Regions from separate parts of the Mus musculus genome. Here region 2 is linked to region 1. Evidence: chromatin loops called from intact Hi-C (ENCODE). Cell type or tissue: left cerebral cortex. All regions are shown on one strand.

What was found. Peaks named below come from ENCODE experiments on the same cell type or tissue, not always from the same donor. Only the 100,000 strongest peaks of a DNase experiment are listed, where the experiment ranks them.
Region 2: it touches region 1 in a loop (3-fold over the local background); 6 of 42 quality-filtered maps call a loop at or near these places.

The regions. Positions count from the first base shown.
Region 1 is chr13:38,621,290-38,629,289 of GRCm38, reverse strand. All of the region lies in intron 2 of Bloc1s5 (biogenesis of lysosomal organelles complex-1, subunit 5, muted), which reads left to right. Among named protein-coding and RNA genes, the nearest start is that of Bloc1s5, 9.8 kb to the left of the region's middle. In left cerebral cortex, a CTCF peak has its summit at 3,090 (motif pointing right); a DNase peak (open chromatin) is centred at 3,098.
Region 2 is chr13:38,061,997-38,069,996 of GRCm38, reverse strand. No RefSeq gene overlaps it. Among named protein-coding and RNA genes, the nearest start is that of Riok1, 29 kb to the right of the region's middle. In left cerebral cortex, a CTCF peak has its summit at 4,958 (motif pointing left); a DNase peak (open chromatin) is centred at 4,966.

The DNA of each region.
Region 1 (8,000 bases):
CAAACATTTATTCATGCAGCCGTTCTTCACTTTGCTGACCATGACAAATTCTACAGTTTGTTTAAAAAGGTTAGAATCTACTGCACTTAACTCAAAGAAAAATCCAAGTACTGCATATGCCAGCTCCCCAACTCCCTCGTCCTCTTCCCGCGACTAATAATGTCAGTAGGATGCTGTATACATCCTACTGTATACAATAACAAGACATCTGAAGCCAAAAGGATATCCCCTGCAGTGCCAACACATCTGGCCTCACAGTACACTCCACAGGCGATGGCCTGTGTACCCAGGAGTGCAGACCTGGGCAGCCATTTAGGCTTCTGCTGGCCAGCCTGGTTGTGTTCTTGTCATTGGCCTTGCTGGCTTCATCACTAAAGTGTTGACTTCAGACCTATGGTATTCTCCTTTGTATCTGAAACACCTGCAGTGTCTGGCTGAGGTTGACAGTCAGTGAATCATCCTTTGTGTTAATTTTGTTATTAAGACAAATACTTATAAATATACTTCAAAGGACATAATTTATTTAAATAACTGTAGAATTTTGAAATTAAGGTGGCTTCTGTAACCCAAGTTCCTACTTCATAAAAACTGAGCCAAGGCATGGAAATCAGCCGAGACATCCCAAAAATTCAGAGGCCCTGGCATGTTTCTGCTGGCATCCTCAAAATAATGGAGATGTTTTCTGTAAGTGTATTATACAAATGAAACTAAGTCCTGAAAAGAAATTTTACGTCTATGTTTTTATTATTCTGTGTTCAGTTGAAGTCAGCACTTCTTTTGACTGGCATGTAAGATAGTTGTCAGGGAACAATGGACATATGTTGGAGAGGATGTTTAAGCCCTCCAAGGTCTTGGCAAGAAGACAAGAATGGTAGGAAGAACACAGTGCTCTGCCATCCATGCCTGGGGTCAAGTCCTGCCCCTCTCTTACAAGCTATGACTGCTTGCTCTGCAGGGCTCAGTTTCCTCATAGACTGCAGAATGTGGGTTTTTATGAAAGTTAAATGAGACTTCACTTTAAAATCATCTTTCTGTGGGTGTTGATAAAAAGTGTTTATGTGGAATTAGACTAAGTAATAGTGTGATTTAATAACAAGACTTGGGCTAGAGGCAGATAGAGCTCTGACCTAAGAGGCCAGCTGAGAGGCAGAGGCAGGTCCAGGTCAGCCAGTCTATGTAAAGGTTCCTCTGGTGAACTTTGTAGAAAGTTAAAGTCTGTACTAAAAGGTTATGATTTATGGAATCTGTTTGATGTGGAAATAGAATCGTGGCTGGAGCTGACGTTGGCAATTTAAGACCTGCTAAGTGAGTGAACAAAATTTGCTAATATCAATTAATGACCTGCATGCTTTTTCTTTACCCTGACTCATTCCTTACTGGTAGGATCAGTCTTTTCAGTATTTGGGTTATGGTTCAATGAGCCAGAAAAGTAACTTTGTAGTATCAGAATGTCATCCAACTGTATATTTACTTTATTGTAAATAATGGTGAACAGTGGTCAATAAATAGTTTTATATTCCTTTAAAAAAAAAAAGTGTTTATGTGGTTGAAAGATGATAGCAAGTACAGCAGATACAATGTACTAATTCTGAAAATCGGGTTTATTTTTTTAACAATAGTTGAAATGAGTTTGCGTTCAGTTCTTTGTCCCTCAGCCTGGACTGAAGAATTGAGAAGGCTTCACAGATTTGTGTACCCCCTGCACAGGCGCCATGCTGATCGTCTCTGTCATTCTGACCCTAGTGTGCCGCTGCCCACGGGAGCACTGGGCTCAGTTCAGTCCCCTGATCTTAGATGTATTTCATCTGTATGCGGATGCGTACTTGCCTTGGTGTGTGCATATGGCCTGTGTGCATGCCGGGTGCCAAGACGTCAGAGGAGGGTGCCAGATCTTTAGAACTGGAGTCAGGAATGATTGTGAACAACTACACAGGGGCTGGGACCAGAACCTGGGTTTTTTGCAGTAGCTATGAGTGCTCTTAACATCAGAGCCATCACCCAGCCCCTGGGGTCACTTTTTAATAACTCTAGATAAAATAGGGGTTGCCTAAACAGATGTTATAAACATATTCTCCTCACCTTCTCTCCCCTCTCTCACCTTCCCTTTTTCTCTTCCCTTCTCCTCCTCTCTTGTTTTTTTGAAGACTCTCTGTACACCCTCCTCTGTAGGTCAAGCTGGACTGGAACTCACAGACATTCTCCTGCCTCTGCCTCATGAATGCTGAGATTAAAAGCATGTGCCACCATGACCAGGTTGTATAAGCATTCTTTTGGAACAGTGCTTACAAAGGGCCTGCTGAGATGGGCCTGCAGGTAAAGAAAAGACCTGCAGCTTGAGTTCCATACTCAGAACCCACAAGGTACAAGAGAACTGCTTCTTGTATCTTGAAGACCATCTCACTTAACAGTGTTGCCCTAAGGACCCAGAAATCGAATGTTGGCCGTGTTGGATTTGCTCTTTTTGACAAGTGCTCGGTCTGTTCTTTTCACACACTGACCTTCCGTGTTTCTTCTCCCAAGAGCTTACTTAGTATAGCACAGAAGTTTTCCTAAGTGTTGGCATCTGCCCCATCTCTGATTGCTGTTCACAAATATAGAAGGAAAGGCTTGGGGCTTGAGGCTGGAAAGGTGACTTAAAAGGTCTAAACTTCCCTTTCAGAGGACCCAAATTCAGTTTCCAGCACCCACATGGTGGCTCACAGCTGTCTATAACTCCAGTGTCAGGGGCCCAATTCTCTCTCCTGGTCTCTGTAGGAACCAGGCATGCATGTGGCACTCATACTAACAACATACAGGCAAAAGCTTATGCTTATGACTTAAAAGTAAATGTAAAAACAAATAATCAAAAAGGAAAGAAAGATCAGATACAGTCCAGAGACTTGGGAGTCCAGCACCGTCTACAGCGCTCACACAGAGACAGTAGCAAGCATGCCCAGCAGGGACCCTCTAACAGAGGGATCCATCTCACCGAGGAGCTACAGCAGAGCCAGCCTGCCCATCTCTGCGCTCAGGCAGAGTTCAGCTTCGGAAGAGCTGACCAGAAGCTCCGGCTCATTGTTTTGTAAACTTTTTTTCTACAAAAGGACTAAGTGCCACACGGTGGCAGCGTTTCTCAGAGTTCTCAAGCACAGCAGACTGACAGGCTCTGCCTTCGGTGTTTAAGACCAGTTGGCAGCCTTTCTCCTAACTTTAGACAGTTTCTCCCTGAATTCCAGTGAACATGGGGGGTAAAGCCTGGGATGGTGTGCAGCCTCTCTCAGGGCACGTTCCCACCCAGAGCTTGTGAAAGGCAGTGTGGCAGTTTCCTGGGGAGAGGCATTGCCCTTTAAGTCATTGTGGTACTAGCTGTAGATGAGACACCATGGTCTCTCTGAGACCCTGTGTTACTGTATTAGAATGTGCCTGGCATACCCCCTTCAGTGCCTTACTGAATACTTACCAAACACCCAGGCATCTCAGTGGGAATGTGTGTAGTTACTAGTAACAGATACATGGAAAACAGGCCTAAAAAGAGCTTATGTTTCTTGCATAGTCCTGGGGCAGATCTGGAAAGTCCAGGGCTGGCATGGTGACTCTATGATGTCAGCTGCTTCCAGCCTGTCTCCTTGGCACATAGCCCTTACACTTAAAAGTGGCTATGGAGCCTCAGTCATTATGTCTCCACTTTGTGTGGTAAAAGAGAGGGCTGGCAGGAAGCAGCAGCCAGCCTCTGTTAGAGGCATGTGACTACCCCAGTCACAGTTCGAGTGTTGGTAATATGGAATAAAAATGATGCACAAGTGTCTGTCTGTTAGTCTGTCATACCACACATGGAAAAGTAAGTGACAGAAAACCCTCACAGCCAGAAAGCTTCAATTGCAAATTCAGAATGTGTACAAGAAGACATACACACAGATCAAGAGCTGCCCTGCTTCAGAGCAGAGGCCCTGAGAGAGGACAGTACTCCAGGAACAGTTCCCTGCAGGGTTCCACAGGAGACTGCCACAGAAGGGTGACATTTGAGCAGAGAGCGGTCCTCCAAGTGTGGCAGAGATGCCGTAACACAGGACTCAGAAGGAATTGCCTTCATGGGTATGACTGTCAGGTAGTGGACATGCAGTACACTCTGTAATCCTAGAACTTGGGAGGAAGGCGGGACAGTCACTGAGTTCAAGGCCTCCATGGAATATCTAGTGAAACTTGGTCTTAGGAGATAAAATAAGTGCATTCAAGTGTGAGATGAATTGGTCCAGGAAAAATTCTTTCAAGGCAGCACCACGTAGAATCTCATAGCACCCCGACCTTTCTCCCCATGAGGCTGGTTAGCATTAGAGCGAGAGAAGGATTTACTTATTGGCCCTTTTTCTCTAATGCCATCAAGTTGCATCTCTAAGGTGAATGCTTTATGACAGTATCAATAGTTACTAACAGTGTAAGTGCCTATGGCTAGGCATTGTTTTAAGTATGTTAGATTTGTTATCCATTTCAACTTGAACTAAGAAATTAAAGTATATGTAGTTTTATGGGAGGCTACACGCCATTATCTTATTGCTGCTAGGCATTGTTCCAACAATTTTTTAGCCTGGAAGTAAGATGCGGCGTTTAATAAGCACGTGCTACTATAGCCTTTTCCTTTTGAGGTTGATGTTGATTATAGTTCTCAATCAAATATGTCAGTTTAACAAGCACTTATCAGGTGGAAGGACTCTCATGGCAGCTGTGGAAAAGGCCTCCTCAGGATGTAAGCTCGTTTTTATCACTAGTGGGCTAAGACTGCTGACTGACTTGCCTGAGCTAGGGAAACACTTCATTCAGTAGACTGCCTGCCTACTATGCGCCTGATCCCCAGGACTGCATAAAGTTGGTATCATCTCGGTAGTTAGAGACAGAGGCGGGAGGATCAAGGCAATTCTCAGCCATAAAGCAACTCCTGGACTACATGAGGCCCTTTCTCACAATAGCAACAACAATAGTAATAATAATACAGGATGGAGTGATTGCATGCTTATAATTTTAGTCCTTCAAAGATGGAGGCAGAAGGATAAGGAGTTTAAAGTCATTATCAACTTCATAGTGAGTTTGAGGCCAGCCTGGGCTCTGTGAGACCTTGTCTTAAAACACAAGAAAGAAGAGGAGGCAAGGAAGCAGGGAGGGAGAGAAGGGAAGAAAGGAGGGAGGGAGGGGGAGAGAGAGAGAACCAACCCAGAAAGAAACAAAACAAACAAACAACAAAAAAATAACAGTAACCTGCTGCAGTGATTGGCTTCGGTTATTTGACTGTATCTCAAGGAATCCTCTCACTCCCCCCCTCGGGGGGGGGGGGGTCTCCTCTGGACTGAGAAGAGCCCTCCCTGACTGGAGCTCCAGAGCTCTGCTCCCTCACTTTAGGTTAGGTGCCCTTGTTTCTGTACTGACAGAATAGTCATTCCTCACCATAAGTGCTGATGTAGTTCTCTTAAACTTGGTTCTTCCCAGTTCCAATGCCATCTCGAAACAGCAGCATTAATGGCATAGTTTTTAACAGCTTAGTCCTTTCATCATCAAATTTTGTCTCTGGAAACATGCAGCGAAACTTGGCCCAGCAGATACAAGCAACAGCAACAATAAGGCCAAATGGTAAGTAAGATAGCCTCAGAATAGCAAATGGTCAAGCTGTCCATAGCCTAAAGGCTTCCCTGACATCAGAAATGCCAGAAGTCGGGGAGCAGCAAAGGCCAAGTGCGCATGGAGACTCTGCAGGCCCCTCAAAAGCACCATCAGGCCCATTTGGATATCCTGATAGGCCATTTGGAGAAGAGCAGAGCCTAGCAGATTGCATCACAGGCCCCACCTCCACAGAGTGACACCATGGAGGCCAAGGCCGCACTGGAGAAGCAATAGAGCTGAAGACAGGAAAGAAGAAAGTTATAGGAAAAGTGTAAGTCGGAATCAGGAAAACTGTCCAGATGTTTGGATAAAATAAACTAGGAAAGAAGTGAGGTGAAAGAATTGGGGAAAATGAAAGTTCGTTTTATTTATTTATTTATTTATTTATTTTCAAGACAAGGTTTCTGTGTGTAGCTCCAGCTGTCCTAGAACAGCTCTATAGACCAGACTGGCCTCAAACTCAGAGATCGCTTGCCTTTGCATCCCAAGTGCTGGGATTAAAGACATATACCACAGCACTGCCTAGGGACAATAAAAATGTTAACATTATTTTTGAGGTGAGAATTAAACAAAGAGCCTGGGAATAAACAGTCAAAATCTATAGTCCTAAAATAAGCCTGAGAAGATTTAACCCTGACAAGAGAGGGACTAGAGAGGAAGGACGGCTTGCTGCTGCTGAGGCCAGAGGACCCCAGACTGTGACAGCAAGCCTCGGGGAAATCAAGGCGCCGAGAAGAACAAAAGAGAACTCAGGAAATTTTTCATGAAATTGCTAGTACTGAAGCTCGTGCTACCTTCTGGGAAGATTAACCTAGAGTACCCGATGCCCGAGACCAGTTCTGAAAGAAGAAAACAAACCACCTTGGACTGTATAGGGGGAGAAATCCTCTGGGCCCCCAGGCTAAATGAATAGGCTCTTTGTAAAGGGAAGAAAATCCAACTGTTGGCAGATTTGTCTGCTATGCCAGTGGGCTTTGTATCTGGCCCGTCTCTACCTTGATGTAGAGATGACAGACACACGGTTAGGGTTCTCAGGGCTCCAGGAATGGGGTTCAGATGAGCTTTTCCTCAGGGCCATTGCACATCAGAGAGTTAGACAGAAGCTTTCCTGTCAGCATGAGCATGCGCGTTGGGGCCAGAGCTGTGGTAATGGGCGTAATGGGTAAGGATGCTTGTTGCCAAGTCTGATGACCACAGTTGGATCCCTGAAGCCACATGGTGGAAGGAGAGTCCTGGCTCACTCAAGTTGTCCTCTGGGCCACACACACACACACACATACATCCCACCATGGCGTGTGTGTGTGTGTGTGTGTAGTTTTTTTGTTTTTTGGATTTTTTTTTTCGAGACAGGGTTTCTCTATGTACTCCTGACTGTCCTGGATATCTCTCTGTAGACCAGGCTGGCCTTGAACTTAGAGATCTGCCTGCCAAGTGCTGGAATTAAAAGCATGTTCCACCACACCTGACTATTGTTGTTGTTGTAATTATTATTTGTTTGTTTGTTTGTTTTTAGAGACAAGGTTTCTCTGCATAGCCCTAACTGGCTGTCCATAATATTTTTTTTTACCTGTTTAATCATAGAATTAATACTAAGCAATATAGCCAGATGTGACAGTGCAGACCAGTGCTCTCAACACAGAAGGTGGAAGCAGGCGGGTCTGTGTTTAAGGTCGGCTTCAGCCTCACAGGGAGTTTGAAGCAAGAGCTATAGAAGACCTTATCTCAAACAAACAAACAAACAAACAAGAAATAAAGAGACTGAGGTGAGACCCAGGGATAGTGCCGGTGTTGGGGCAGAGAATGAGGATAGGCGAATGTGGAGGGAGATGGGAAGGCCTGTGGAAAGGAGGCTGTCCTCCCTCTGTGAGAGCCTCCTGAGTAGTGCCTGAAACGAGAGGACACACTTTCAAGTCCCATCCTGAGGGAAAAGGACAGACTGCAGTAAAACTCAACATTCTCACCTAACACTGATATGCCGTGTGTTAGGAACAAGAAAACACTGTCCCTTTCCTTCACAGGGGGTGTTGTGCACAGTACTAGCGTTATCAGCCATGAGAAACAAATTGTGAGCTTTCAAATGTAGTCTCCTGGGCTAGAGAGATGACGCAGTGGTTGAGAGTGCCTCCTGCTCTTCCACAGGGCCTGAGTTCAGTTCCCAGCACCTCCATCATGTGCCTCTCAACCATCCATAACGCCAGCGCCAGGGGATGCAGTGCACTGTTCTGGCCTCTAGAGCTAGCCACACATGTGTGTATAGTACAAACACGCATTCATCTTAAAAATCTAGTCTCCAGCTTAGGGGTTTTGCTTTTGAAAATGTGAAGGAGCAGTGGCCATTTGGTACTAAGCATCTTAGGAATATTTTGAATTGAATC
Region 2 (8,000 bases), 560 kb after region 1:
TGGAGCACAGTCACCACCAGGCGAGTCTCATTACGGAGAAAGCAGCGACCAGGTGGGACATGTCAAATGATGCTCCTTGCTTATGAGCTACAGCAACCCGGCAGCTCAGTAGGTCTCTGTTACAGTGATGTCTTGGCCTCTTTATTGACAGATCTAAGTACATCGACTTAATAAACAACACTTAGAAAATTTTAAATGGGGGCTGGAGAGATGGCTCAGTAGTTAAGAACACTGGCTGCTCTTCTAGGGGTCCTGAGTTCAATTCCCAGCAACCACATGATAGCTCACAACCATCTGTAATGAGGGTCCATGTCCTCTTCTGGTGTGTACTCATATACATAAAATAAATAAATAAATATCTAAAAGAATTTTAAAATACAGATTATGAGCTGTAAAAATAATAGAACAGATTGTAGACTGGGAATTGGGTTTTCTTTGTTCCTGGAAAGGAGTTGTTGAGATACGGCCTCTCTATGTAGCCCTGGCTGTCCTACAATTCTCTAGGTAGACCACGCTGTCCTCAAGTCCACAGACATCCAGCCTCTGTCTCCCAAAGTCTGAGATTAAGGGCATGTACCATGGAAACTGGCAGAAGTTGAGTTTTCTTAAGTCAAACCTGCTACTCTGGCTGGATAAGACTATGGCATAAAACTAAAGTTATACCTACTTAGAAATCTGAGGTGGAAGGATTATTCAAAGCCAAGAGTTCAGGACTAACCTGGGCAACACAGTGAAACACCATCTCTTCAAAAGAGAAAAAAAAAAAAAAGTCATGGAGTTGCCTCTGTTGGCAAAGTACATAAGAAACCAAGTTCAGATCCCCAGAGAGCACCTACAAAGATGGTATAGCTGCTCACCTGTAACTCCAGAGCCAGGTTGAGGCAGCTAGGTGACAGCTGAGTCCCCAGAGCACACTATCCAGCAACTCTAACAGAATCAATTACCAAGAGAGAGAGGTGAACCAACACTCACCTCTATTCTCTCCACCCACTCGTATATAAGCACATACACACCTTCCCACACACAAATACAGGGGAAAAAAAACCCTAAGACTTTTCAGTTATAACACATGACTTCCTATAATCTGCATCAATACTAATCACTGAAAATAATGAATGTTCTATACATTTTAGACGTCTTAATGCTTCAATTTAACTATGCTACTCTGAAATGGTCACCATGTTTCAAGTCTAAGAAGACATATCAGCCTTCATTCTATATGGAACTGTGCCAGTTAGTAATAAATGAGAATAATAACCTGAAGCGAGAAGTTTGGTTTCTTTGACAAACAGAAAAATAATATAGGACTGTTTCCATTTTAGTCCCAGGTGTGGGATATGAGACTGCTTCAGACTGTCCACAGCAGCTGACTATGATTTGCCTCGTGCTCTAGCTGGGGCATGATTTTGCCAGCTGTAGATAGTTTCTACAATTTGTGACATTTGGAATTTTGAGAGGGTGTATAAATGCTAGGACCCAGAGAGATGGGTTGTTGGTTGGTTGCAGTTTGTTAAGAGTTGTGTGCAAAGAAGAAACAGAAGAAACTAGCTATCCTGATGGCAAAGATCTAACTTGCCCTAAGAAACTTGATGCCCCTAATCAGCAGAAAGTAGTCTGAGGATAATGTCACTCCCTTCCCCTTCTATTCTTTTTTTTCTCCTATCTCGTGTTCGGGAGTTGCAAGGGTGGTAAAAGGGTACAGAGGGTGGAAGAAAATGGAACCCACAAAGTAGCCAAAGAATGGCTACAAGAATCCATTTTATTTTAATGTGTATGTGTAAGTGGAGTGCATGTGTGCATACTGTTCAAATGTTCAAACAAGCATGAGTGTAGAGGCTCAAAAGGGATGTCTGAAGTCATCTTCGATTACTCTCTACCATACTCATTGAGGTAGGGTCTCTCAACTGAACCCAGAGCTCACTGCAACTGTTAGCCTAATACCCAGCTTGCCCTGGGGATCCCTGTCTCTCTAAGGTATAGTGTTTCTATAGCTGTGATAAAACATCATGATCGAAAGCAACTTGAGGAGGAAGGTATTTCAGTGTACATTTCCATGGCCCACTCCATCCTTGAGGAAAATCAGAGCAGGAACCTGGAGGCAATAACTTAAAGCAAAGCCTTGGAGGGATGCTCTTTACTGGCTTGTTCCCCATGGCTTTCTCACCTTTCTTAGAAACCCCAGGTACCCCTGGCCAGGGTGGTACCACCCACAGTAGCCTAGGCCCTTCCACATCAATCACTAATTTAAAAAGTCCCCAACAGTTTGCTACAGATCAATCTTATGAGGAGGAATTTTCTCTTTTAAGTTTCCTTCTTCCTAGATATGTCTAGCTTTTTGTCAAGTTGATGAAAAACAAATAGCATAGTTGACCCTTTGTCACCTTGACAAACCTATCACACATTAAGCCTTAACATTACCTTTCCTTTGCATTCCCCAAACCCCGTTAATATCGATATCACAATTTAAAACATTCCAATTTCTAAAAGTCCCAGTCTTTACAAAACTAAACACTTTAAAAGCTCAATCTCTTTAAAGCATTCAAAGTCTCAAGTTCAAAGCCTCTCTAAACCACCTACAGTTTCTCAACTGTGGGTTGCTGTACAATTAGAAAACAAGTTAGATACTCGTTTAAAAAACAAAGTCAGGGTATAGTTACCATCAGACCAAAGCAAACAGTCCAATGATGTGAAAGGCTCAGACTTCTGGGATCCACTCAATTTTCTGGGCTTCAAAGGATGAAGGCAGATCCACTTCTCTGGCTTTGCCATCCACAGCACACACAGCTCGTCTAGCCTTAGGCCAGCTCCACTCCACACCTGCTGCTCTTGGTGATGATCTGACAGTACTCTAAAACGTTGGGAGTTTCCACTGCAATGGAAGATCGGAGGAGGGTGCTTCACCCCTTATACCTTATAAGTCCATTATGCAGTAAAGTCAAGGCACAACTCAAGGCAGGAACTGAAGCAGAGGCCATAGAATGATACGTACTGGCTTGCTCCTCATGCCTTGCTCAAGGCTTTCTCATAGAACCCAGGATTACCAGCTCATAGGTGGCACCATTCACAGTGAATTGGGTCTCCCAACATCAATCAAGAAAATGCACTACAGGCTTGCCCATGGGCCAGTCTGGTGGGAGCATTTTTTTTTTCTTGAAAGAGGGCATTTCCTTCTTATCAAATGACTCTAGCTTGTCAAGTTCACAGAAAACTAGCCAACGGTTTCTACCTTCCATGCCTGGGATTACAGGGGAGCCATCATACCACCTGATATTTATGTAGGTTCTGGTGAATCCAAGTTCCTGTCCTCGTGCCTTAGTGGTCATCAGTTTATCCACTAAGCCATCTCCCCTGCCCCCTTTACTTGTTTTTGTAAACATTTACTGGTGCTAAATTAATTACCTGTATTGTATCTCACTTAATCCTGTCATGTAACAGATGGCATTATTCTCCAATTTCACAAGCACAAATTTCCAAATAGTCTCGACAGTCCCGATGTTCCTGCCACATGTTAAATGTGTAACTTTCCGAGGCATTATTCTCATAATAAAAAGTCATAAAAATTTTTAATAGGAATTTATTTAGCAAATGGAATAAAAGTTTCTTTTGGATTTTTTGTTTATAAAACAAGACATATAAAAAAATCATGTTTGAAGGAAGAGTGGAAGGAAACTTGGAGTCACGTTCTTTGTCCTAATAAATTTCTGAGATTTTTATTTTATGTGTATGAATGTCTGAAAGTACGTCGGTGCACTACATGCCACGCAGGGCCCGTGGAGGCGAAAAGAGGGCATTGGGTCCTCAGGAACTAGTTAGGTGGTTGTAAGCCACCAGATGGGTGTTGGGAATAGAACCTTGCTGTAGCTTGGTCTTCATGGAGGCCCCCCAACAACTGGAGGCTATCTCTAAAGCTGTTGCCTGTCTGTGGATCCCATTCCCATAACTGGGCTGCCATATCTGGCTTCAGTGGGAGTTATATGCCTAGCCCTGAAGGGTTTTGATGTGTCAGGGTTGGGGGGATACACAGGGGGAGAGAAGGGAATGGGTGGGGAGGACTGTGTGAGGGAGGAAGTGGAAAGAAGTGGGGACAGCAACTGGGACGTAAAGTGAATAATGAAAAAAAGAGAAAATTAGAAAAGTACAGAGAATTGGTTTATACAGATTTTTGAGAAAAAAGCCTATTTTTCCTATTTGTGTACATACAAAATGCCCACATAAAGAATTTACTTAAAATTATTACTGTGTGTATATTGGGGGGGGGCAGGTGTGTGTAGAGGTCAGAGGGCAATTTTTGGGAATCATCATCTCTTCCCTTCCACTGTGGGATTCAGGGATTAAACTAGGCTGTCAGGCTTGCTCAGTGTACCCAGCCCAGCATACGGGAAATAGCAGTTGACACGTAGTCAACATTAGGAACTTCCTGTTACCTCACTGACACAGCGAGTGTCTGCCCCCGTGACTGCAGCCTCTGAACCCCTCCACTCAGTCTTCCTTTGATAGGTGAGACGGGACACTGAGTCCCAGAAGTCTGAAGGACCAGCAAGCGACCACCACACTACACCGTGAATCTAGGGCCATCCAGGATCTGTTTCTGTAATTGCCATACTAAAAGTGCATTATTTCCCAGTGAAAAACCACTTCTGTTGTTGTGGCCATCCTGCCTCTGTCTCCCATGTACTGAGACTGAGGTATACGCTACCACACCTGACTTAACTCAGTTACGACTCTTGCAAAGTATATATTGAGGTGCCAGTTTGTTGGGGGCTCTAAGTAGGGACTGATGTATAAATCAAGCACTAAATGTGCCATCATCGAGTTAGTGCCTAGGGGGAAGTAAAGAGGTGAAGCCAAGTAAATGACCTCAGCTACCTGGGCCTCCTCTGCAGGATGCTCCCCCCAAATGCACAGCACCTGCTGTCAATCATGCTGGTTAAACATCAGAACTCAAGGGCATGGCTCCCTCTAGTGGAATAAAATGACTTCGAGCACAACTGACAGCATTCCCATGGCTAAACAGCAGAGTCTAAAGGCTAATGATTCATCTAATAGCAACCAGCACAGGGGATGACCTGCACTTTAAACCCAATCTCTTTAGTTCTAATAAACAAAAGAGTGAGTCCAACCTACCCCTTTGGTGTCTAAAGTCTTTTTTAAAAACACTCTCACAGAAGCAGGGGGAGGGGTTATGGGGTTTTGGGGGAGGGAAATTGGAAAAGGAAATAACATTTGAAATGTAAATGAAGAAAATATCCAATAAAAAAAGTTAAGGTAAAAAAAAAAATACTGATCTGGTTCTTTGTGAGTTGGAGACCAACAAGGAAGACACAATGAGACTCTTAGGGGGGAAAATCACATTGGTCTGATACTTTTTTAAAATAACCATTGTGGACCAGGGATGGTCTCAGTTCAGTGTTTGCACGGCCCAGGGAGCCCCGTATTTAATCCCTAGCACTGCATAAAGCAGGGTGAACACTGTTCAAGAACTGAGTCATGGGAGATTTTGAGGTCTTCTGAGAAATCTCCAAGAAGACAAGTCTTGTGACTTCAGTTTCTTCAAAAGCAAAGAATTGTCCTCGGAATGTGAGCTCCTCTCAGGTGTATCGACAAGAGCACTTACTTCAAACTACTCATTACAGCTGGCTAGTGTTGTCTATATGCCTCTAAGGAAAAACATGCTTTTGCCTCACACAGTTTGCTAAACAGAGACAGACAGACAGACAGACAGACTGATGTGTGTGCGCGCACACACACACACAGAGCTTGTTGTCTTGTGACTGTACAGTTTACTTATGTCACTCCTCCTAACCCTCAGAGCATAAAGTTGGCAATTACTGCATGAAACTTTAGTCCGCCCCGTTTATTGGCTCCATTTTCCCAGGACCTACCATCTCTGGGTAAACTACAGGCTGTGACGACACACTTGAGAAACAAAGTTATATGGATCCCAAGTTCAAGGTCATCCTTGACTGCATGGGTGTTCAAAGAGAGTTTGAAACTAGCCCGGGCTACATGAAAAAACTGCAGGTGAATGAACTTGAGACAGCGTTTTGGTAATCCTTTGGTTCAAGTCCCACTATTTACACATGAGGACTTCTTCCTCAAAGGAAAGTGACTTCCCAGTGTCACAGCTGCATATCAAAGCAAGCGAGGGAGCGTAAACCTAGATTTGTCATCGCAGCCCTCAGAAAGCCTTAACAGTGTTACATGCTAAAGCATCAGCAAGTGGACTGGGCTGCCCCATTTCCGTCCACATATGGACTGGGATGAGGTACTCATCAGTGAACTCACTTTTTCGACTGAACACTTTACGTGGTCGTCAGATAACCCTATTACAAGCCTGGGGGATGCAAACTGACCCACATCCATTCTGTCTTTCCATCCTTATAAACAAGAGGCATACATGATAGCCTCTCCTTTGCTCAGGAGACAGAGCATCTTCTGAACATTTACTGAGAGCTGACCGAACCTCAGCACAAATCAGGTGCTGGGATACAATACAAACCCCTGCCTTCTGGAGCTTACATTCCGAAGTGAGGGTGGAGGCAGACAAAACAGTCACTATACGTTAAGTGAAGGCAATCGGCAGGCTACTTTGTCCTCGGTAGAGCTATAGGAAAATAATGCAGAGGAATGACAAAGCTTGCACGTGTGAGGGACACAAGAGGACAATACCAAATCAGGAGGGGTAGACCGGCCTCTCTGAGCTGGTGACTTTATTGATTTATTTAGATAGGGTCTCACTATGTAGCCCTGGCTGGCCAGAACTCACTATGCAGACCAGTCTGGCCTTGAACAGGGACCCACCTGCCTCTGCCTCCGCAGTGTTGGGATTAAAGTAGTGGGTCACCATGACTGGACAATACTATGTTTTAAGATGAAGATAAAACTGAAAACGTGATCTACACTTTTGAACATACAAGCTCCCTAGTTTTGTCCGTAAGTGAGAGTCTGAATTTCTTACTGCACAGGGCATGTGTTCAGTTTCTTGTAGCTGTGGTAAAATACCAGCTAAAACCAGTCTAACAGTTGAAGTGCATAACTGTAGTGCAATGTGCCTTAGCTGAAAGTGGATGACGAGGAAGTAAAGCCAACCAACCAACAACGGAAGCGTTCGTTCTCACCCGTGAAGCCTGTGGTGAGAGTACATTACAGTGGGGATGAAGGGAAGCTGCCGGCATCACCGTGGCCAGGAAGCAGAGGAAAAGACCAGAATCCGACATCCCAGCAAGAACACGCCCACACACACACACACACACACACACACACACACCACACATGCCCACACACACAACACCCACACGCCCACACACACACACACACACACACACACACCACACACCCCACAACGACCTAATCCTCCAGGCCCTCACCCCACAGTTCTGCCCTTACTCAGCGATACCGCTAGCAACCTGGGGCCAAGTCTTTAACATATGGCCTTTGGGGAACATTTAGGATCTAAACCGTAACGAGGTATTTTGAATGACACCAACTTTGGCCAACTAGGCCAGCGCCAGCAAGAACAATTCTGCTTTGCCCTAGCTTTGCGTTCACATGGTAAAGTAATAAACACATAGAGCTGCCTAAGTGAACCAGAAGACCTGGAAGAGACTCAAATGTGCACAAAGATGATAACTGTGCTCTCAATATTATGGAAACTGAAGCTCCTTTTTGAACTTTAAAGCAGAAAGGAGCATGTTCCAACATACAATCAGAGTTCAGGTGGCACTCACCATAACCCGCCATCAAGCAAGCAGCTGGAAGCTGCAGTCTAAACGGAAACCCTGGGTTGCTGTATAAGAGTGTCTGGTGCAAGGATTAACACAGCCATTTGCTACATAAAATAGGAAAAGGTTCTTTAACACCTGGTAATTTTTCTCAATGTGTGTCCTGTAATTTTCTCTTTCCTACCAGTAAGTTTACTCCCCCCACGAGTCTCATCACAGTTACTGCAGTGGGCTGTGGCTTCTTGGGTTATAAACCGGAAGACTCCGTTCAAACTCACC